3 separate regions of the Homo sapiens genome follow, and regions 1 and 2 are each linked to region 3. Evidence: chromatin loops called from intact Hi-C (ENCODE). Cell type or tissue: psoas muscle. All regions are shown on one strand.

Region 1 (8,000 bases), 340 kb after region 3:
GGCATGGTTGTGTATTACAAAAGCTTTATTTATGGAAAGTGAAATTTGAATTTCACCTAATTTTCATGTCATGAAATATTTTTCTTTTGATTTTTTTTCCAACCATTTAAAAATGTGAAAGCCATTCTTAGCTTGTGGTCCCCACAAAAACAGGTGGTAAGTGAGCCTCCCTGGGCTGTGATTCGGTGGTCTCTGAGCAAGAGGCTACCACCTCTCCTAACCCAGGCCCAGAGCTCCCTGGTCACTTTCCTCATCCTCTTGGGGAAATGGCAGCCTCCTTCCCATGGGGCTCCTTTCAGGCTGCTAGGGGAGGCTCTGTCTTCTGTTCTGGGTGAGGACAGCTCTGGCCTGGCCCAGCCCTGCAGGGACTCCAGCCTGGGGTGTCTGGAGGGCCATTCCCTAGGTCCTGTTCGCTCACCCCTGCCCTCTGCTTGTAGAAGTCACCCAGAGACTACAGTAACTTTGACCAGGAGTTCCTGAACGAGAAGGCGCGCCTCTCCTACAGCGACAAGAACCTCATCGACTCCATGGACCAGTCTGCATTCGCTGGCTTCTCCTTTGTGAACCCCAAATTCGAGCACCTCCTGGAAGATTGAGGTTCCTGGACAGATCAGGCTAGCCCTGCCCTCCACCCACACCTGCCCGCTCCCCACGATAAGCACCAGTGGGACTGTGGTGACTTCTGCTGCTGGCCCCGCCCCTGCCCCCAGAGCGTCCTTGGCTGCCGTCTGGCCGGGCTCTCATGGTACTTCCTCTGTGAACTGTGTGTGAATCTGCTTTTCCTCTGCCTTCGGAGGGAAATTGTAAATCCTGTGTTTCATTACTTGAATGTAGTTATCTATTGAAAATATATATTATATACATAGACATATATATATATATAATAGGCTGTATATATTGCTCAGTAGAGAAAAACCATGGGGGACTGGTGATATGTTGATCTTTTTCAAAAAAATATATATATGACAAAAAAAAAAAAAAAGGAGCACAAGCTGTTTGAACCACCAGGTTTATTTGTGTGTCTAAATAAACACCAAATAGTACCAACCTGGTTGTCAGGACACGTTTGTCCCAGGAAGCTGGTGGTGGCCACTCCCACTTTTGGCAGCACTGGCCCGGAAGCCAACTGCTGGGCCTTCATGCAAATGTGTTTGTATTTATGGGTTTCCTCTGGCCCCAGGACCCTGGGCCTAAGGCAGACAGCTTTTCTGGGTGGCGACAGGGAGCCCCAGATGTCTCTGTGGGGTGATGGGACCAGCTGTAGCTGTCTCTGGAAGGGCAGAGAAGTAGAAGACATGAGCAGAGGCTTTGAGGCTGGCTCCAGATGAGGGAGGAGGACAAGGGAGAGGAAGAAAATACAGCTCAGGCTTCAAGCATATCTGGATTTAAATCACAGAGTAGCCAAAGGATGTGGGCACGTCACTTGATCATTTTAAGCCTCAGTATTGGGTGGGCGTGGTGGCTCACACCTATAATCCTAGCCCTTTGGGAGGCTGAGGTGGGAGGTCTGTGTGAGCCCAGGAGTTTGAGACCAACCTGGACAACATAGCGAGACCCTGTCTCTTTAAAAAAAAAAAAAGAAGAAGAAGAAGAAAAAGAAGGAGAAAAAGGCTCAGTTTCCTCTAAAATGGGGACAAGGCAAGGAGACCATAGCTGTAACTCCTCATCTCATTACCATTTATCCCTGCCTTTGCCGCAGAGGAGTCTGTGTCTAAATTCTAGAATCTATATCATAGCAGCTTTTGCCTACCTGGGGAAGGAGAGACAGGCAGGGTGGGAGAGAAAGGTGGAAAAATGCTGAGTGACTGGGCCAAGGTTGACAGACATGCTCCAGTGTGCCTGTCGTGCAGGTGAGGAATGGCTCCAGGAGACCAGGAGGTGCCGGCATCCCCCCAAGAGTGCACAGCTGGAGACAGTGTGTCTGCTCTGCCCTCCTCCCCACCGTTTCCATGTCTCCCCCTCTCCTGGCTTTTCATTGCTTCCGCCTCCCTCGCTACCTCTCCCTCTTTCTGTTCCCGCCCTGCTGTCTGGGACACCGGTCTCAGGCAGAGCCTGCTCTTCAGCCCCTCTGGTCCAGCCCTGGCCCTCTGTCCCTAGAGGGGGGCGAGGCACTCCTAGCACCGGATTGGCTGGCCTGGGCAGCCAAGCAACTGACTTCCAGCAAGTTCATTTTTCTGGGCTGAGGTACAAGTTTCCACAACCGGAGAGGGTGGGATGGTATGGGGCTGGTGCTGGCCCAGGGAGGGGGCTGCAGGGATGGGGGCCAAACTCTCCCCAAAGAGACCAAATGTCCCCTTCTCCTCCCCACCTCCTATCTTCTCAAGGAACCTTCCTCTTGAATTCCTGCTCTGCCTTGGGCCAGCCTGGGTGTCCAGGACAGCAGGGAAAACCTCAGAAAGTGCTTGTCCTGTGGGATCACACGTGGAGGAACTGGCAGCATGGCATAGGCTCTGTTCTGGGACACTGGGGCTGTAGGAGCCCAGAGGAGGTGCCTGGAGACCCCCTGTTCCCTGCCTCTGCCACAACACACACATTCCCCAAGAACCCTCATGGAGCCATTCAGAGGGAGGTTAGAACAAAAACGTGGTTGGTGTCTGAACTCAGAGCCTCCCAGCGTCCTCCTGAAGCACCAAAGCGGAGCCTTGTAACTCGAGCCGTTTCCTCCCGTGTGGAACCGGGGAATAGGTTGTTTATCAGCCAGAGGCAGTGGAGGGTGGTGGGAAGAACATGGTGCCTGGAATCAGAAGCCTGGGGTTTGAATTCCACTCCGCTACCTACATACCAGGCACTCGATGAGTTCCTTCATGGGCCTCAGTTTCCTCATCTGTAAAACCAGACCATTAATCCTGCTGCCTCATGGAACTGACTCTGGCAGGCCCTTGTAGGACTGTTGGTCCACTACTCAGTGGTGCCAGGCAGAGCCCAGGAAAGGACAGGGGCTGGGCCCGTGAGGTCCACCTCAAGCAGCCCAGGACAGGAAGCAGCTGCTGGGGACACTGCCAAACTGCCTGGGAGGCTACACCATTCCAGGCCCATTCCCAGCCATTGGGTGGGTGCCAGGCTTGACCCAGCAGCCTCAGGAAATGCCTCTTAAGGCTGGGCCCTGAACCACACTTTCACTAGGACCTGGGGACCCTGAAGCAGGCAGACTGCCCTCTGCCTCCCACCTGCCAAGTAGGTATTTGAGCAGCAGCCAGCCTACCCCCGACCCTGCAAGGGCCAAACAGAGCTGGGTGCCCCATCAGTGCTGGGCCGAGCAGCATGGATACAGGAGGGCCTGGAGGCAGGAGCATGAGCTCGGCTACTAGACAGCCCTGGGTTCGAACTGTGCATGTCCCTGGTTGTGTGACCTCAGTAAATGACTTAACCTCCCAGTGCCCTAAATTCCTCTACTGTAAAATGGGGATTACCATGATGGCTGCCGTGGACTGTGATGATGTCTCTAAGTGCAGGGCATGAGCTCAGCGTGCACTAGGTGCATAGGAAACAGCAGCCACTATGACCCCGTGCCCGGGTGGGATGAAACATGCTCAGGAGAGCAGGCCTGTCCACTGCACACTGCACTTCGAGTGCAAGTCCTCTAACTGGACCGCAGGTGGGCGGTTAAATGCACCCGCCTCATGACCCAGTGGTGCCTTTCAGGCAGAGCTACCTGGGAACTTCACCCAAGGGCCCCAGAAGGCTTGCCAGGAAGCCCACCACTGCATGGATTAATGGAAAAACTGGAAGCAAGCAGAAGGCCCAGCAGCCGGGGAACTGGTTAAATACTCTCCTGGCGTGGAAAGTGGTGCAGGGCCAAGTGATCGGCAAAAAGAGACATTGAGAGAATCAAAGATGCAGCCAGATTCTACCCTGTGGTTCCACAGGCCAGCTCGTGAGGGCATCCAAGGTCTCAGGCACAGCAAAGAGCTGCAGAGATGAAGGATGGATGGAAGGATGGATGGATGAATGAATGGATGAATGAATGAATGAATGAATGAATGGACTGCCGAGACCCCAAGTCCCTTTAAGGCAGTGGCTCCCAAATTCAGCGTGTGTTGGTACCATGTCAAGTTCTAACCAGCGGGTCTCAGCCCTGGCTGTCACTGGAAGCCGATGCCAGGCTGCCCTGGTCTACTTACTCGGTGATCTGTGGAGGGCCGGGCATCAGTACTTTGAAAGCTGCCCCTGCGGTCCCACCTGCGCAGAGCCAGTTGGGGAATCTGCATTTTGCCCAGTCATCCTGGTGAAGCCAGAAAATGCTACTCTGAACAGGCCACACCCTGGAAGGCGAAGTCACCTGCCTGTATGGCCCAGTCTTGGCCCGCAGAGGCCCGAGCATCCCCTCCACAACCTGCGCCCCGCCTGCGCAAGGACCACGGGCGGAGGGTTGGTGGCTAGGGAAGAACGGTGCGGAAAGCACGCGGCCCCAGCTGGGCTACAGCGCCCTCTGGCGGCCAGAAGGCTCGCGGGCGCTGAGGCCGCAGACCCCAGGAGGGGAGGACCCCCGTGGAAGGGAGCGCCGGCTTTCTCACTTCGTGTCACTACTCCCTGGGGAAATATTTCAATAAAGAGGTACTGGGTGACCATTTTGGAGAGGTTCAGAGACGTGGAGGTTACAGCTAGACAGCCCCCTGGTATTTTTAGGATCTCCGGACCGCCCTAAATTCAACCATTCCAACGTCACAGCCACATTCCCCCATTTATTATTAATTTATTTAGAGACAGGGTCTTGACCTGTCACCCAGGCTGGGGTGCAGTGGTGCCATCACAGCTCACTGCAGCCTCGACCTCCTGGGCTTGTCAAGCAATCCTCCCACCCTCAGCCTCCCGAGTAGCTAGGACCACAGGCATGTACCACCCTGCCTGGCTAATTTTGTATTTTTGGTAGAGTTGGGGTTTCACCATGTTACCCAGACTGGTCTCAAATTCCTGAGCTCAAGCAATCCTCCCACCTCGACCTCCCAAAGTGCTGTGATTACGGGCGTGAGCCACCGTGCCCATGAGCTCACCATGCACCTGCCCCTTCCTCGGCCTCCCTCAAAGCTGGATGGGATCTTCAGCTCCCCCCTGCACCCTGACTGTGCCCAGCACGTGATCCCGGACGACTGTGGTGTCAGAGGCTGGGGAGCTGGTTGTGGTTTCCTGAGTGCTGACCATCCTCCCAGGCACTTTATCTCCTTAGGCTGGGGCAGGGGGAGATACATGCAGCTGAAAATACAAGACCTGGCAGCAAAGGAAAGGAATGGGGACAAAGGCCCCCAAAGGTGAGAGCCAGGCCTGAGTCAGCACAGCCCAGATCAGGCCAGACATGTGAGGTTTGGGGCACTCCTTGAGTCTGGTCGTCAGATTGAATCAGCCCTTCACATAGCCTCAGTGATTTAAGTCTTCAGAACTTGAACGCCAGTTCCTAAATCAGGCTTCTTAAGTGGGGCTTAGAAGATTGATATGGTTTGGCTGTGTCCTTACCTAAATCTCATCCTGAACTGTAGTTCCCATAATCCCCTGGTATCGTGGGAGAGACCCAGTGGGAGGTAATTGAATCATGGGGGCGGTTACCTCCATGCTGTTCTCATGACAGTGAGTTCTCACGAGATTGGATGGTTTTATAAGGGACATTCCCCGCCCCCCCCAACTTCACTCTGCACTTCTCCTTGCTGCCGCCACGTGGAGGACGTGTTTGCTTCACCTTCTGCCATGATTGTAAGTTTCCTGAGGCCTCCCCAGCCATGCAGAACTGTGAGTCAATTAAAACTCCTTTATAAATTATCCAGTCTCAGGTATGTCTTTATTTTATTTTATTTTTTATTTATTTATTTTTTTGAGATGGAGTCTCACTCTGTCACCAAGGCTAGAGTGCGATGGCGCGATCTTGGCTCACTGCAACCTCCACCTCCCAGGTTCAAGTGATTCTCCTGCCTCAGCCTCCTGAGTAGCTGGGATTACAGGCATCTGCCACCACGCCTGGCTAATTTTTGTATTTTTGTAGAGATGGGGTTTCACCATGTTGGCCAGGCTGGTCTTGAACTCCTGACCTCAGGTGATCCTACAGCTGTGGCCTCCCAAAGTGCTGGGATTACAGGCGTGAGCCACCGTGCCCGGCCTTATTTATTTATTTAGAGACAGAGTCTTGCTCTGTCTCCCAGGCTGGAGTGCAGTGGTGCAATTTTGGCTCACTGCAACCTCCGCCTCCCAGGTTCAAGCCATTCTCCTGCCTCAGCCTCCTAAGTAGCTGAGATTACAGGCACCTGCCAGCACGTCTGGCTAATTTTTGTATTTTTAGTAGAGATGGGGTTTCACTATGTTGGCCAGGCTGGTCTCGAATTCCTGACCTGAGGTGATCTGCCTGCCTCGGCCTCCCAAAGTGCTGGGATTACAGGCATGAGCCACTGAACCTGGCCGATATGTCTTTATTAGCAGTGTGAGAACAGACTAATACAAAGACTCCTAATTTCTTCTCTGTCTCTGTCCTGAAATACATAACTCTGAAAGCCCTGACATTTGCTGCTCAGCCCACATTAAGTACTGGATAAAGCTCAGAGCTTTGGGGAAGGTACTTTTCCTTTTTCTTCTTAGGAGAGGGGAGTTTAGCTTTCTATCAGTTTCACCTGGGGTGGTAGATGCAGGAGCTGTGAGTAGGGTGGGCAGTGCTGCGCTCTGTTCCCAAATTTGTATATTCCTTCATGGAACAGGTGGCTGCTGTGTGCCAGGACCTTGACGAGCATCACTCAACAGGCATGACTGTGCCTGGCACTCATGGTGTGTGGCCTGAGAGCCCATGTCAGAACACCCTGGGACAAGCACTGTGCTTGATGCTTTTCCTGCATGGTTGCCTGCAGTTCGTCGTCACAACAGCCCCGTGAGGAAACGGCTGGGACTCTCTCCTTTTACCGGTGAGCAAACCCAGGCTCTGAGAGGTTGAGTGATGTGGCCTACAGCTCTGGAATGGGGGCTCCTTCCATCTGCGAGTTGGTTCCCTTGTCATGTTTCCTGTAGAGACAACAGGACATTCTCCCTTCTTTTCCTGGGCTTGCTCAGGAACTGTCAGAGAACACGAGGGCTCCCTACCCTGGTCCTGTCCTCAGAGGGTCCAATAAGAGAGAAGTGAGCCAGTGGCAGGCAGGGACAGCAGAGGGCAGCAACGATGGGCACAGGCAGGCTGACTTGGAGCTGGAAGGACCCTTGGAGATTATGGGTCTGTAGTGAGGATATCCATGGATTCACAGTGGGGAAGCTGAGGCCAGAGAGGAGAAGGGGTTGGGCCAGGGTTGCACAGGAAGGTAGTGGCAGGGATGCAGGGAGACCCTCAAAGAGAACAGCCAGCTGGTCCCCAACATGCTACCTCCTAGAGGGCAGAATCCTGACTCAGTGTCCTTTGCACCCACTGCAAGCCCACAGTGAGCCCAGCACGTGGTGTGTGGCCAGTCAGTGTTGAGGAATGAGCACAGGTGAGTGAATACCGAGTGTCCACTGAGTGCTCGCTTCACCCCAGCACAGCCTGCCTCTCATTCTCTTTTCCCCTCCCCTGCTCTGGTATGAGGAGGGACAAGGATAAGAAGTAGGTAAAGTTAGGAGTGGCCTCTAGTGCTGCCTGTGGCACTAACGGTGGCAGATAACCAAAGCCCAAGGCCTTAGAGTTCATGTCCTCCAGCAGGTGGGTGGTGGAGGCCAGCCGCCCCAGCCGAGGGTGGGGACCCGGCTCAAGAGCAGGGCAGTGGCTGGGCATGGTGGTTCATGCCTGTAATCTCAGCACTTTGGGAGGCTGAGGCGGGCAGATCACTTGAGGTCAGGAGTTTGAGACCAGCCTGGCCAATATGGCAAAACCCCATCTCTACTAAAAATACAAAAAAAAAAAAAATTAGCCAGGCATGGTGGCAGGCGCCTGTAATCCCAGCTACTTGGGAGGCTGAGGCAGGAGAATCCCTTGAACCCAGGAGGCAGAGATTGCAGTGAGCCAAGATCGTGCCACTGCACTCCAGCCTGGGCGACAGAGTGAGACTCTGTCTCAAAAAAGGCAGCAG
Region 2 (8,000 bases), 140 kb after region 3:
AAAGCCTTAGTGTTGAGGTAACACAAAACAACACCAGAGGGAAATGAGGAAGTGAGCCATGTGGGTACGTGCGGAAGAATATTCAAGGCAGAAAAACAAAAAGAGCAAAGTCTCTGAAGTGGGAGCTTGTGTGGCGTATTTGAGGCCACAGTGGTTGGAACAAAATGATCACAGCAGAGATGCTAGGAGATGAACTCAGGAAGCTATCAGGGAGTCATATTTTATATGAACTTGCAGGCTGCTGTGAAGATTTTGGCTTTGGGGAAGCCATTGAAGGATTCTGAGCAGAGGAGGAACATAATTTGATTTATCTTTTAAAAGGATCACTCTGCAGCTATGTGAGAAGAAAGCAAGAGCAGAAGCAGGAAGACCAACTAAAAAGACCACAGAATAATCCAAGTGAAAGGTGTTGGTGGCTAGGTCTAGGACAGGAGAAGTGAAAATGTGGAGGAAGATGTAAGATGGATTTGGTGTATGAGAGAAAGAGCAGTATCTGGGCTGACTGAAGTTTCTGGCTTAAGCAACTGGAAGGATAGAACTGCCACTTATGGAAAAAGGGAAGTCTGAAGTAGGAATGGTTTGAGGAAGAAAAATTATGATGAGCTTCAGTGCAAAATAGGGCAATATGATTACTTCCCTCACCACTAAAGGTTTGTTCTTGGAGTTTTCAGGAAAATGTTTTCAATCAACAAAAGTATAATTACTATCTGTGTAGTGTCTCCAATTTATAAGCTTTTTTTCACCCACGATGCTTCATTTGAACATCATAAAAAACTTTTTTAGACAGCAAGAATGGGGCCAATTCTTTTTTTTTTTGCCCCTTGGGAACCTCCTTGTTGGCTTCAATCCCATCTTACATTTCACGTTCTCTAGGTTTACCAATCAGCCTTGAAGGCATTTCCCCATAGCAATTCAGTAATTTATGCTGCCTTGTTTTTTAACATTCCAATTTCAACACCCACATACTTTCCAATACAGGCACTTCAATGACAAATTTTCTAGCTTTCTTTAATGTATGTCTTTCAATAATCTCAGGCATAAATAATCTTTAAAAATTCATACTATAATGAATACTATATTGAATATAGGTAATATATATTATTATAATATATACTGAATACTATACTAAATACTGTGTGTGTGTGTGTGTGTGTGTGTGTGTGTGTGTGTGTGTGTCTATTCATACTATAATGATTCATACTATAATGAGTTTGGAAATATCAGGCTGACCACCCTATAAATCCCTGGTCCACAGTTGGCTAAGTATGACCACTTCGCAGCCCGGCTTCCTTAGCAATTACTGATTAGTACCAGGATATTGAGCACCTCCTCTTTGCCAGATACCAAGACGACTAAATTGCAGTTTTGAAATTATCTTTCACTGTACCAGAATATGTCAAAAGCATTTAAAATCATTCTTTATCCTTATATTATCTTATAGGCTGGAACGGTAGCTCTTCCAGAGTTCAAATATGATTACATTTTCATCAATTAAATGCTTTATTTATGGGAGCCAGTAACATGAGCACATGTTGAAACAGTATGTCTTTGTTCTGATTAAATCAGGAGCTATTTGATTCACCAACACAAGCACTGTCAAAACATACCAATTCCAATAGTATTATAAAAAGATTATAGGAAAAGACCATGTTCAGTTATGAAAAGACTTGAAATTATTCTGTAATTTCATGGTTGCTGTTTCTCAGCTTTCTCATGTCAAGTCACAGATCAGAAACTTCATCTCAACAGAACAAATGCTTGTTAACCATTTATCAAGAAAAAAGAAAAGATTATTTGAGTACCTACTATGTATGTGCCTGGCACTTTTTATGTATTGTATACTAAATAATTAGGCACACAGAACACTGTCCAACACATGGTAAGCTTAATATTTAAGTGTTTATTATTTTTTAATAATCTTTTATTTAATCCTATTCTGCTTAACTCATACAATGATAATTCCATTTTACAGATGAGGAAAAGTTAACATGTCAGTTCATACACAGTCATGCATCGCTTAATAATGAGGATATGTTCTGAGAAATTTGTTGTTTGGCAATTTTGTCATTATTCGAACATCATAGGGTATACTTACGCAAACCTAGATGGTGCGGCCTACTATACACCTAGGCTATACGGTGTAGCCTATTGCCCCTAGGCTACAAACCTGTAGGCAACTGTAACACAATGGTAAGTATTTGTGTATCTAAACATATTTAAACATAGGAAAGGTGTAGTCAAAATATATCATAAAAGATAAAAAATGAGGCCAGGCGAGGTGGCTCACGCCTGTAATCCCAGCACTTTGGGAGGCCAAGGTGGGCAGATCATTTGAGGTGAAGAGTTTGAGACCAGCCTGGCCAACATGGTGAAACCCCGTCTCTACTAAAAATACAAAAATTAGCTCGGTGTGGTAGTGGGCGCCTGTAGTCCCAGCTACTCAGGAGGCTGAGGCAGGAGAATTGCTTGAACCTGGGAGGTGGAGGTTGCAGTGAGCTGAGATCATGCCACTACACTTCAGCCTGGGAGACAGAGTGAGACTCCGTCTCAGGAAAAAAAAAAAAAAAAAGATAAAAAATGGAACACTTATATAGGGCACTTATCATGAATGGAGCTTGCAGGACTGGGAAGTTGTTCTGGGTGAGTCAGTCAGTGGTGAGTGAATGTGAAGGCCTGGGATATTACTGTATACTACTGTAGACTTTCTAAACACTGCACATGTAAGCCACATTAAATTTGTTTTAAGAATACTTTTCTTCCTTCCATAATAAATTAACCTTAGCTTACTGTAACTTTATAAACTTTTTGATTTTTAAAATTTTTTTGACTTTCTTGTAATAACACATAGCTTAAAATACAAACACTGTATAGCTGTACAAAAATATTTTTTTGGTCGGGCGCCATGGCTCACGTCTGTAATCCAATACTTTGGGAAGCCGAGGTGGGCAGGTGACCTGAGATCAGGAGTTTGAGACCAGCCTGGCCAACATGGCAAAATCCCATCTCTACTAAAAATACAAAAAAAAAACTTAGTCGGGCAGGCATGGTGGCAGGTGCCTGTAGTCCCAGCTACTCGGGAGGTTGAGGCAGGGAAATCGCTTTAACCTGGGAGGTGGAGGTTGCAGTGAACCGAGATCGCGCCACTGCACTTTAGCCTGGTGACAGAGCAAGACTCTGTCTCAAAAAAAAAAAAAAAATTAGCAGGGTGTGGTGGCGAGTGCCTGTAATACCAGCTACTCAGGAGGCTGAGGCAGGAGAATCGCTTGAACCCGGGAGGTGGAGGTTGCAGTGAGCCGAGATCGTGCCACTGCTCTCCAGTCTGGGCGAAAGAGTGAGACTCCATCTCAAAATATATATATTTTTTCTTTATATCCTTATTCTATAACTTTTTTCTATTAACTTTTTATTTACTTGTTAAAACTTTTTGTTAAAAACTAACACAACAGCCTAGGACTACACACGACCAGGATCATCAATATCGTTGTCTTCCACCTCCACATCCTGTCCCACTGGAAGATCTTCGGGAGCAATAACATGCATGGAGCTGCCATCTCCTTGATAACAGTGCCTCCTTCTGGAATACCTCCTGAAGGACCTGTCTGAGGCTGGCTTACAGTTAATTTTTTTTTAATAAATAAAAGGCATATACTCTAAAATAATGATTTAAAAGTACAGTAAATAAACCACAGTTATATATTATGATCAAGTATTATGTACTGTACATAACTGTATGTGTTATGCTTTTATACAACTGCCAGTGCAGGTTTATTTACACCAGTACCACAACAAACACGAGTAGGTATCTCACTATGACTTTAGGATGGCTACTACATCATCATTAGGCCATAGGAATTTTTCATCTCCATTATAACTGTATGGGACCACCGTCATATATACAGGCCACCATTGACTGAAACACCATCATGCCATGCATGACTGTAGATAGGAAGCAGCAGGGGCAGCATTTGAACCCTCATCTGATCCCAAGCCTGAGCTCCTTAGTGTTTCTGGGCTCTGGGGCTTTTCTTGGAGCTCAGAGAATACAAGGATAATTGTGAGGTATGTCTTATACCATAGAGTGATGGCCCTAGATGATCTGCGCTCAAGTTGTTTTATTCATTCATTCATTTAACTTCTAAGTTCCATACTGTTCTGCTTAGAATGGTGAGTAACCAAGAGTCTGGATGGCACCTAGACAGATGCTGCCATCTATAAGCTTCTAAAATCTTATTCTAGTAGGGCCCTAAAACAGATTAATTCATATGAAAGGATACAGTACACATTTTTAAATTAAAACACATTTCCTTATTAATTCTTTAATGGAATGGAATAACACTGAATTAAGAATGGAATAACACTGAATTTAGCCAAAAGGCTAAAAAAATCAGTGTAATAAACAGCCATCATCAAAAATGTCAGAATCATCAGGAAAGCATAAAAAACAAAGTCTTTCCCCAACGGAGTAACAGGCTCTGCCTCAACCCAGAAGAGAGCTGAGGGGAAGTTATAGTGGTTGACTTAGAGAGACCCTTGGGAGGTCCAATCACTCACCAAACTTTAACTCGTGATTATAAGAGAGGATGCTCTGGGGATTTTGCTGCTTTGTATTGTTACATTAAACATACAAGCATTTTTAAAAGCTCTATGTTAGAATTTAAAGATGCCTAGACTATAGACACATATGCTGTACAATTAATTCACTGGAATTTTTTTTAAGTTTAAGGCCCTATAAGAACTAGATTATCAGTTATAAATATTGAGAACTTTTGGATAGGCTACCACCCCTCAAAAATCACGACAGGCAACCATACAGGTCAGTCCCTCAAGAACACCTCAAGAACCTGTCCCTCAAGAACGCCTCCCAACTCCAGGGTAATGCTGCTGCGAGGGTATCCTCGGGGAAACACAATGGTGAATGTCTGCTGCAAAACACTGAGCCAATACCTAAGAGGCATGCTGAACATTTAACAACAATGATACTAGGAACAAGTATTAGTTATTTAGAAAAAGTATAAATTATTTAGAACACAAAACAACTCTTCAGGAGCTTTTAAAGTAAGTGCTTCCAAAAAAGGAGTAAATCTCTGGTTACTACTAGAGATGTACTACGTAACACATTAAATCTGTAAAATAATTTGGCACAAAAAGTTAAATGGACATGAGGAAAAAAACCAGCCTAGGTTATGATAATTAATTAGGAATCTAAACAGACTTATATGCAAGATGTAAAACCAAAACCCTAACTGGCAGAATAGCAGTCTACTTACTTACCTGTTATTTCCAAAGCGCAGCAGGACACTTGGCAGCCTTCTGTTTGGTTAGTATTAGACCCTAGTCACACCTTAATAGTTGTTTTTATAGATTTCAGTACCCCCACACCTTTCAATCTAACATATGTAAACATTCTCTGAAAACCAAAAGTATCTAATGTTAAATATATAGAAATTTTTGGTTAAATCTCTACACCTGTTAAACAGAAAGATTCCTCTTCCTGATTTCTTTTCTCCACTTTTCTATTCTTTCCTTAAAAATAATTTGGTTTCTTTCCTACCACTAAATTATTATTTTGTGAACTTAAATGCAATATTACAAAGGTGGCCAGTTTTCTAAGATTAGGACTTACCAATTCCACTTTACAGTGCTTAGTACAAAATTATTGGTATAATTTTCAATCCTTAATAATACTATGCTACTAATGGTCATGTTTTCATGTGTTATAAGAAACATGCCTTTTGGGAGGCTGAGGCAGGAGAATGGTGTGTGAACCCGGGAGCCAGAGCTTGCAGTGAGCTCAGATTGTGCCACTGCACTCCAGCCTGACTCCATCTCAAAAAAAAAAAAAAAAGAAAGAAAGAAAGAAAGAAAGAAACATGCCTTCCATAAAACTATTCCTACTAATGTTCATGTTTTATAAGAAAAAAATAAGGCCAGGTGTGGTGGCTCACACCTGTAATACCAACACTTTGGGAGGCTGAAGTGGGCAGATCACGAGGTCAGGAGATAGAGAACAGCCTGGCTAACACGGCGAAATGCTGTCTCTACTAAAAATACAAAAATTAGCTGGGCATGGTGGCGCGCGCCTGTAGTCCCAGCTACTTGGGAGGCTGGGAGAATTGCTTGAACCTGGGAGACAGAGGGTGCAGTAAGCCAAGGTCACGCCACTGCACTCCAGCCTAGTGACAGAGCTAGACTCCATCTCAAAAAAAAAAAGAAAAAGAAAAAAATAGTGTTTACATAATGTATAACTTCTTTCAGCCTTGGACAAAACTATCATTGAAACAGACGTCTGAAGTCATCCAAACAGGCCGACAAGAATTTAAAACTTCATTATTTGCAAATTAACAACGAAAAAGGTAGGCTTAAGGCAGACAATTGGTTACTAATGTCTCCTTCAAAGGGAAAAAATTTCCAGCACCATCTACTAAAACTGTTCGGATATATTCCAAAGGCTAGTTGTCTTTTAGGATTTTTCTTGGGAGGGGTTGTTCATTTTAATTGTTGCATTTAAAATGTTCAAAAAATAAATGGGCTTAGTTGGTCAAAACACAACCACTCACTCAGGAAAAACATCATCATAAAGGTAAAAATAACTCAAAGCATACACCCGAAGTCATTAAAAGGTTTTTCCTCAGTTTTCTCTTATAGGATGTGAGATAAATGCAGTATTATTCTCTATTAAAGTATAAAAGACAACTCGACTCAGTTGTCTAACTCACATTAAATTCCTCCAAAATGGTATTTTGAAGAGTATCACAGGCTCAGCCACATCAAGTTTGGAATTTTGTGACACAGAGTCAGATGACAGAACACTCAGTCCTTCCTCACTTGGAAACAAAAACCAAATGCTTGAAGAGACTTAATGTCAAATCTAACTATGCAAAGTCTTAAGTTTACTTCAATTTCATCTCAAAGCAATCTTTAAAGAAAAAAAATCAATAAGCCATTCAAACACCAGAATACTACTTTTCTCGGAATCTTTAACAAAACGTCAAACAAATTCAGACTGTTGGACTGTTAAACTTCAAAGAGCCACCTTAATATTTTGAAAACATCAAGAAAAAGTTGAGCAAGAAAGAGAGGAAAGGGAGGGAGAGAAGAAGGAAAGAAGGATGGATGGAAAGAAGGAAGGAAGGAAAAGTTTTCTCAACTTTAACAAATACTATTATCAAAGCTAAGGAGTTTTGGCCTTGGGAATTCAGATATTACGCATAAAACAAGGAAATAAACCTAATGAACAAACATTACTACTATGGGGTGATGTCAACCTTGCAATTTTGGAGAGAGATTAATGAAGTGGGGTGAAGTATAAAGAGAATAATTTTTTCACTTCAAATGATGAGTAATGAAGTTCAACATATAAACATTTTTTGTTTGCTCATTTTTTCCCAAATAACTACTTTACACCCACATTACTGTCTCATTTGCAAACGTCTGCATAGTATCTTCAGCAACTATACCTAGCACTGCATTTTTACATACATTAAGCCAGCTGCCTGGATGATTTTTTAAAATTGCTCTTTGTTTCACTGAATAACTGAGGCTGGTGACTCTAAAAGTTAGAGAAAACTTTAATAAGTAACACCCAGTCCAACAGTCCTCAACAGTTCTGTTGTACACACCATTCCCATGTGCCAACATTTCCTCAAATAACAGCTCTCCATTACCCTACAGTGCTTTTCTAGAGAATTCTTCCCTACCTGCTGTGGTTTGAATGTTGTGTCCCACCCAAAATTCACATGCTGAAACTTCTTTTTTTTTTTTTTTTTTTGAGATGGAGTTTTGCTCTTATTGCATAGGCTGCAGTGCAGTGGCACAATCTCAGCTCACTGCAACCTCCACCTCTTGGGTTCAAGCAATTATCGTGCCTCAGCCTCCCGAGTAGCTGGGGCTACAGGGAGGCGCCACCATGCCTGGCTAATTTTTGTATCTTTAGTAGAGACGGGTTTCACCATGTTGGCCAGGATGGTCTCGAACTACTGACCTCAGGTGATCCGCCCACC
Region 3 (8,000 bases):
ACAGCTGGTAGCGTTAATGCTTGATGTATCCGAACCAGACCTGATCTTCACTCCCAGGTCACTGAGTGGCACCTGACAGACTAGTGGTGACCAGTGGATTCACCTTAGCACTGGTCAGCTATAGTAGAGCTGGGAGCCACACCTTCTAGAAGGGATCTCAACTGCAAAGTAGTTGTGAGCACTGTTTGTGGGGGTGGTGGGAGGGTTTAGGTATCCTGGTGCAGCAGGCCCAGGCTCCCATAGCCATGCACTGGCTGGGTGAGCTTTGCGCGTCACTTAACTCCTTTGGGTGCCCATTCTATAAATGACGATGATGCTGTGCTGGTCCCCCGACTGTGGTCCATTTCTGTTCTGCAGCTGAGGACTCAATGACTCGCAGCTTCTCAGAAGCCTTCCCTGGAGCCATAGGAGGCACAAGCTGTGTGTTGGACACTATCTTAAGTCAGTGACTCATCAGGCATCAAGTACGGGGCTAAGAAAAGCCCTGCCCTGAGCTCATCTCCCCTCAACGGAGACAAACAATTACTTAACATTTCTGGAAATATCCAAGGTACTCATAGCCAGCTCCATGAATTGGCTCCCCTTTTAAACTGTCAGTGCCTTGTGAATCTTCAGCCATCTAGAAGTGAGTGGCCCTTGAGCCCACAGCCATGAGCTCTTTGGGAGGCATGACCAGGACAGGAGAGTGGGGATCCCGAATTCCATCCGCTCTCCCTCCCTCTTGTCCTCTGTGGCCCTCTCAAGGCAAAGGCTCCACTGATACTGATCCACCTGGAAGAGGAGCTTCTGTCTGCAGACACCTGGGGCCAGCTGTGAGGGTGGGAGAGAGCTGATGTTACCCCTAACTCTGTCCTGAAACCTCAGAGGGCAGTGAGGGCCTGAGGAAGGTGCCCTCCAGTACCAGCCGTGTGGAATGGCCTAGCAACAGGACAAGCACAGATGTGCAGCAGAAAGAGGGGCAGGGCTTGCCACCTCGTTATTGAACACCTTCGAAAAATGAGAGCTGCCCCATCTCTTTAACCTGGTAGGCAGGTGATGTGAGCTCTACAGGAAGCTTGGCAGAACGAAGAGTCCCTGCGGGCCTGTGTGTGGGACTGCTGGTGTCTTCCATTAGAAGGAGCAGACATTCAGCCCTCTCTCTGTGTCTAGTGTCTCCTGCCTCCTGCCACCTTCCCTGCCATAAGGTGAGGGCCTTGGTGGTAAAGCAGGCACCCACACCCACAGGAGGGTGTGCTCAAACCCAGAACAGCCCCCTCTACCACACAGAGAAGACAATGGCAGCTCCCCAGCCATTTCTGGATCTGTTTGCCTGGTGGGCCGCATGGGGCAAGGAGCAGAGACCTCCAGCAGTTCCCTCACGCCCTGTCCGGCATCCACAGCATATTACCATATTCGCCGAAGCGCAGGGACTCCCACTGCTGCCACTCTACCAGGACGCTGACGGCGCGCACCCCCACGTAGATGAGCAGCATGCCCACAGTGGCGTCCAGGAGGAAGTTGATGAGGTACCTGTGAGGACAGGGCACATGCATGGTCACGGCAGAAGCCACGGGGCCAGAGGTCATGGCTGATGCAGGGTGGCCTGAGGGAAGCGGATGGACCCAGCATTTGTTTGGGCCCATTCTGGGGGCTGGGAGCCCTCATGTGCCAGTGTAGCTGTCACTACCATGTGCTGAAGCTCATCAGGAGTGCGACCACCTGAGGGAGGTGAGTGAGGGACAAAGACACTTTAAAACTGCCAGTGCTGGCTGCGCGCGGTGGCTCACGCCTCTAATCCCAGCACTTTGGGAGGCCGAGGCGGGTGGATCACGAGGTCAGGAGATAGACACCACCCTGGCTAACACGGTGAAACCTGTCTCTACTGAAAATACAAAAAAATTAGCTGGGCGTGGTGGCGCGCACCTGTAGTCCCAGCTACTCGGGGGGCTGAGGCAGGGGAATCACTTGAACCCGGGAGGTGGAGGTTGCAGTGAGCTGAGATTGCACCACTGCACTCCAGCGTGGTGACACAGCAAGACTCTGTCTCAAAAAAACAAAACAAAACAAAAACCTGCCAGTGCTTCTGCCAGGCGAAGGTTCAATGGAAGACAGAGTACCTGGAAGCAGCCAGGGAAATCAACAGGAAACAGAACTTAACTGATGACAGAAACACCTAGGCAATGATTCTGCTCACTCCCTGACAGTCCAGCCCAGGAGGCCCAGAACAGTGCTGCTGCACCAGAGAGGTTCAGGAAAACAGCCTCTCGGGTTTCGCAGACAAAGAGGACAGGGCAACATGGCCTTCGCCCATCCCCATCTGCAGTCAAGCATAAGTAATATTTTTACACTGTTTTTTTCTTTTTTTGAGATGGAGTCTCCCTCTATTGCCCATGCTGGAGTGCAGCGGTGCAATCAGCTCACTGCAGCTTCCGCCTCCTGGGTTCAAGTGATTCTCCTGCCTCAGCCTCCCAAGTAGCTGGGATTACAGGCACCCACCACCACACACAGCTAATTTTTGTATTTTTAGTAGAGACAGGGTTTCATCATGTTGGCCAGGCTGATCTTGAACTCCCGGCCTCAAGGGATATGCCCACCCTGGCCTCCCAAAGTGTTGGGATTACAGGCCTGAGCCACCGTGCCCGGCCTACACTTTAAAGAGCGAGCTTTACTCCCCATGGGAAAAGGCAAGATAACTGGGGGAGTGAGAGGAGGAGGCTCTGAAGGGCATACCACATGAACTGTGTTCTTGTACGGTCTGTTTCCATCCGACACAAAATTTTTTCTCTCACCAAAGAAAGGCCCTTTTCCACTCACCCTCTCTTGAGGGCCTTGTACCCAGATCCAGCTGAGCACTGCTGACCACAAGCTCCAGCTCTCCATGGTAGACAGAGTGGGAGACAAGGGCACTGGGTCCAGTACTGACCCTCTACGATACCATGTGGCTCTGAAATCCTTGCAGGTAAGCTGCAGGACACCACACACTCCAGGTGTGGTGAGCTTTCCAGTTGCTGAGGCTTGAGACATTTTGTGTAGTCTCACAGCCTCCTATCCTGGGCTGGAGCTTTGGTGATGTGCACACAGCACTCTGATGCCAGAGGGCGCAGCCTGTGCTAGGGTAGGTCAGCAGGAAAACCAGTGAAAAGAGGGAGGGGGCATTTCTCCTGCCTGCCCTTCCTCTGTAAAATCACAAGGGGTCACTCTTAGACCAGAGATGGCAGGAGCAGCAACTGCTTCCAAGGCAATTTCCCTCTGGCCTGAGGCTATGCTGCTCTCAGATACTTTGTGTCCAAAGCATCTCACGCCTGCGAGAACAAGGACATGTGATGTACATACAGACCTTACTTTCATTCATTCACTTAGCAAACATTTACAAGCCTACTGTGTGCCATGCCTTGGGAATAAAGAGAGAAAGTTCTATGTTCCATCCTCAACACAGATGATTCTGACAGACAGCAAAGCATCATGTGGGCCCTGGAAGCCAGACTGGCTGGGCTCCATGACTCCTGAGCGGTGTGAACTTACAGTATATATAACCTCTCTGTGCCTCAGTTCCACCACTGTAAAATGGGGATGATCAAAGTCTCCATTAATATATGGCAGGCTGCTATGAGGACAAAGGGAGGCAGAAGATGGGGCCAGGATGAGGTAGGCAAGCCTCCTCTGCCACTCCACCTGCTAAGAGAAGCACTATGTGGGTGCCATCAGCAAGGAGGACAGAATATCATGGCCGGATTGAGGTCACAGATGGATTGCTCTGGGGGCTGCATGGAAGGCACATTGCAATGATAAGGTGGAAGAGGTCAATGAGGGTCAACAACAGTTTTGACCCTGAATGGCTGACGCCACAGAGAAGCCCTGGTGTGTCCTGGTTCCAGAGCAGAGACACTCCTGTAGGGCATTATCCTTCCTTGCCAGGGGCGGCTTGGAAACTGGGAGACATAAGGACACTAGAAAATCAAAGGACAGAACTTGGATTGATGAACAGAAAGCCAGTGCATGGGGAAAGTGTCAACACGCAAAGCCCTACAAGCCAACTGATAGCTGTGTAAGTGAGCTCCAGGACAGCATGTACAGGATGGTCTCTCAGAGGAGCACAGAGGAAAAGGGGAGCACCCTCTCCCCAAGCCAGAGGGAGCAGGACCAGCAGCAGAAAGCAAGGCCAGCCTATATTTTCAATGGAGGGGCAGCTGATGTTTGCACTCAAATAGGGAACACTTACAGTGAACAAGGGTCCTCTTCAGTGAGATCTGCTAGGTATACATTTGCAAAGTGGATGAACAGCATTCCTATGGCTTGTTTGGAAGTGTCTAAAAACCTGTACAAAATAAACCAGCACTGGTTATTAGCCTGACAGGAGCGCAATATCCAATTTGAGGAAAACGAGAAGACTGAAACAGGAAGAAAGCCACCCCAACCTTCCAATCACTGGTTATCTCTTCCTGGGGCCTTGAGCACTAACTCAGGCTTGGCATCTCAGCCACCTTTCAAAGCCTTCAATAACACTGCCTTTGAAAACCCTAAAAGGTCAAGGATTGATATTTAAAATACGTTTTAAATTTTTTTCTTACTTCAAAATAAAATGCTCAATCGCTGCTTTGTGATGAAGCCCAAGGTGCCTCTATTTTAAAGAGCTCCCATTCAACTTCACTCACAATGAGCTAAATTATGTGTGAAATTAACAAGACGTGCACAAATCCAGTACTGCAGCTGGATCCCTAAAGAAATTTCAGCTGCTGCCATTTAAACAATGGGCTAGATCAGGGTAGGCAAATTTTTTCTGTAAAGGACCAAAGAATAAATATTTGAGGTTTTGTGCGCCATATGATCTCTGTCTCAATTCCTCAGCCCTGCCGCTAGAGAATGATGCAGTCATAGACACAGCTATTCCAATCATACACACCGGGCCTGAGGGCTGTAGTGTGCCAGCCCCTGGACTAGATGGTAAGCATTTCAAAAAAGAAAAAACAAGGGTGTTAATCTCTGAGAGGAGCTAACCCCGACCCATGTGACAGGAGCATGGTGGAGACAGCGTGTGCCTTCAGTATGTCCTCCACCACCAGCACCAGGTAGCCATTCTCCTCTGTGGTCGAGGCACCTCTTGGTCATGGCTGTCTCTCACAGCCGCCCAGCTGGGCAGGGTCTCAGGACTGCAGAGATTATCCAGACCAACCCAGCGACGGTGGCTGGAAAATCATTCCCTAGACTCACTGCAAAGGAGGAGTTACCAAAGGACAACGTATGTAAGACTCAAGAGAGCCCCAAAGCTAGGTCTCCCACCAGGTCCTGCCCCAGCCCTGAGGTGGGAGTCACACATTCTAAAGTTAACAGGGTTTGAGAAAAATCAACGGGGGGAAAATAAAAAGAATTATCAAATTCGCCAGCAACACGTTTAAGAACAAGTACACGCTTAATAATTTTATCACAGTGATTACTGACGTTTCCTCTGAAGGATAAAATGGCTATTTTGTTAGGAAATGTAGAAGCCCAAGGCAGCCTAAAACAGGCAGCTTCTTGTGGACACAGTGCTGTCTTGAAGAGCTGACTGTATCCTTCCAAGTGATGTATTATTTTGGAGTTTTGTCTTTAGAACCTACTTCTGAAGCTTTACCACCATTTCACGAAGGAAAAATTGTGACTGCAGGATCATAATCTGTGAAATAAATATATGCTTGATGTATATATCAAAGTCTATTTAAGAAATATATGTATTTGGTCTCTGTCCTGGTTTCTGACACAGAGCTCCTAAAACACTTGTAATCTCCTGAGTAACACAGGTGCTAAGAGGAGTTTTTGTTCTAGTATTTGGTCTCTGGCCTTGGTCCTGATACGAGCACCTAAACCTCATGGAATTTCCCGGAAGACAGGAGCCTTTTGCTCTAATGAAGGAAGTCTTAGTGGGCTCCTAGATAGCTTCAGGATGGGGCTAGTCACCAAAAGGACCAAGTCATGATCAGAAACTTAGAACTTTCAGCCCTAATCCCCCACCCTCCAGGGAGAAGGGAGGGGCTGGAGACTGAGTTAACAATCAATCATGCCTACATGATGAACCCTCCATAAAAATCCCTAAACAATGGGATTTGGAGCGCTTCCGGGCTGGTGAACACATCCATGTGCTGGGAAGGGGGCACACCCCAACTCCTGTGCTCAGGACACTTCTGGACCTCGCCCTATGCACCTCTTCATCTAGCGTTCATCTGTGTCCTTTATAATAAATCAGTAAATGTAAGTAAATGTTTCCCTGAGTTTTATGAGCCGTTCTAGCAAATTACTGAACCTTAGCGGGGAAGTGGGGGTTGTGGGAACCCCTGACTTTATAGCAAAGTTGGACAGAAATGTGGATACCCTGAGGACCCCACTACTTGCAACTGGCATGAAGAAGGGGGCAGTTTGTGGGACTGAGCCCTTAACCTGTGGATTCTGTTCTAACTCCAGGTAGTTAAGTGTCAGAAGTGAATTAAATTATGGGACACCCAAGTGGTATTTGCAGAGTTGGAAAGCTGGTTGATGCTGGGGGAAGAAAACCCTCATATATTTGGTGTCAGAAGTATTTTGAGTAGAGAAATAGTTTTCCTTTATGCTAGGACCAAGAAAGACTCGTTTGGAGAGAGGAGCGTTTATATGCTATGTTTGATCTCCAAATTTAGGCTAGTTTTTGCTTGCACATACAGAACACAGAATCCAGGAATTTAAACCAAATCTAACAACAGGTAGACATAGATGAAGGAGCCAGCATCGGGGACTGATGTATTTGTGTATCTTCCATCTTCTAGAAGTGGAAGCAGAGTGATTCTAAAATAAAGGTAGGATCAAAAGTTACCTGGAGAAACAAAAATGCTTTCATAATATACACAGTTCCTAATGAATTTAATTCAGGGATTCCACATACATTATATTATGTATCATTTCTCACATTCCATGCCCTCCCCACTCCAACACCATACCCCACCCCCAGCCCCAAGACCCCCAACATAGTCAAAAGCACTCCAGAATGAACTAATACCTAAACACATACCATATCCTCCACGGACGTCTTTCATGCTTTGGTTCTCTGAAGCGTTTGACTGAAAGAAAAGACAGACATCAGTAGTTTTCCAAAGAAGTTACATAAAGCAAGATGCACATAACAAGCTGGGTTATCAGTCTACTCACTGTGTGTATAACCAAGGTAATACACACACTCTTTTAACATGTAACAACATACAGTAAGCCCTGCGAAGGTCACTGAGGTCCTGTGTTGCCGATGATTGGTATGGACTCTTTAGAACTGGACACTTAGGGAGAAGGACTCCTCATAGCATGTGGAAAACTGTATTTTTCCCTTTGTGACACACAAGGCTCACTCAGATAAGGATTGGTAATGACAAAGCGGAACGCAGCTGCTTCTAACTTCAGGATGTGCTCTATCCAAGGACAAATCCATCATCAACTCAAACGTTTACTGAGTGCCTACTCCAACCCAGGCACTAAGGATACAAAGGTAAAACCAGTTGTCTTGCAACCAGGGGGCTAGACACGTACATATCACATACGGTGTGACACGTGCTAGAGAAGAGTGAAGTCTGTCGCAGAACGATGGCACAAGGGAAGGATGGCCAACCCCACAGTGGGGACCGAAGTGTTTGTGTATCTTCCATCTTCCAGTGAAGAAGAGACTTTACTGATGGGGGACGGTCAAGCCAAGCCCTGAAGGCTGGGTAAGAATTTGGCAAATGGATCAGGGAGGGGAGAAAAGATACATTCTGGGAAATATCACAAGCCAACAGGTACAGGGACAAAGCATGGCAGAGTGTGTCTGGCCTCATTTAATTTGGCTTTAACACAATAGGTAACAAGAGAACCTCCTGGAGGAGCGGCAGGTAGCAGGGTGACAAATTGAGCAGGGGCCAAATGAGGGAGGGTCTTGAATGCTGGGCCAAGGAAACTAGAATGAATCCTGCAGGAAACGAAAAGCCAGGGAAGAGTTCTAAGCAAAGTCAAAGACATGTTGGGACTAAGTTTTAGAAAGGCAGCTCTATGGCCGG

The links. Hi-C counts contacts between places; a loop is a spot of excess contacts. Peaks named below come from ENCODE experiments on the same cell type or tissue, not always from the same donor. Only the 100,000 strongest peaks of a DNase experiment are listed, where the experiment ranks them.
Region 1: it touches region 3 in a loop (3.0-fold over the local background); 12 of 110 quality-filtered maps call a loop at or near these places.
Region 2: it touches region 3 in a loop (3-fold over the local background); 13 of 110 quality-filtered maps call a loop at or near these places.

What each region holds. Positions count from the first base shown.
Region 1 is chr3:53,191,671-53,199,670 of GRCh38, forward strand. PRKCD (protein kinase C delta) reads left to right here. Exons shown (of 19, transcript NM_006254.4): 19 at 438-1,047. The coding sequence ends at 596. Among named protein-coding and RNA genes, the nearest start is that of PRKCD, 34 kb to the left of the region's middle. RefSeq lists enhancers at 376-635, 2,503-2,797 and a silencer at 4,391-4,440. In psoas muscle, CTCF peaks have their summits at 4,449 (motif pointing left) and 4,649; DNase peaks (open chromatin) are centred at 2,991 and 4,391.
Region 2 is chr3:52,983,594-52,991,593 of GRCh38, forward strand. The region is part of intron 1 of SFMBT1 (Scm like with four mbt domains 1); the gene reads right to left. Among named protein-coding and RNA genes, the nearest start is that of SFMBT1, 58 kb to the right of the region's middle. In psoas muscle, a CTCF peak has its summit at 3,590 (motif pointing left); no DNase peak of the experiment used is centred here; H3K27ac peaks cover 1,883 bases.
Region 3 is chr3:52,848,405-52,856,404 of GRCh38, forward strand. STIMATE-MUSTN1 (STIMATE-MUSTN1 readthrough) reads right to left here. Exons shown (of 10, transcript NM_001198974.3): 2 at 6,992-7,040; 3 at 4,199-4,294; 4 at 1,388-1,509. STIMATE (STIM activating enhancer) reads right to left here. Exons shown (of 8, transcript NM_198563.5): 2 at 6,992-7,040; 3 at 4,199-4,294; 4 at 1,388-1,509. Among named protein-coding and RNA genes, the nearest start is that of MIR8064, 5.9 kb to the left of the region's middle. In psoas muscle, CTCF peaks have their summits at 3,128 and 3,327; DNase peaks (open chromatin) are centred at 427, 1,497 and 3,087; H3K27ac peaks cover 2,760 bases.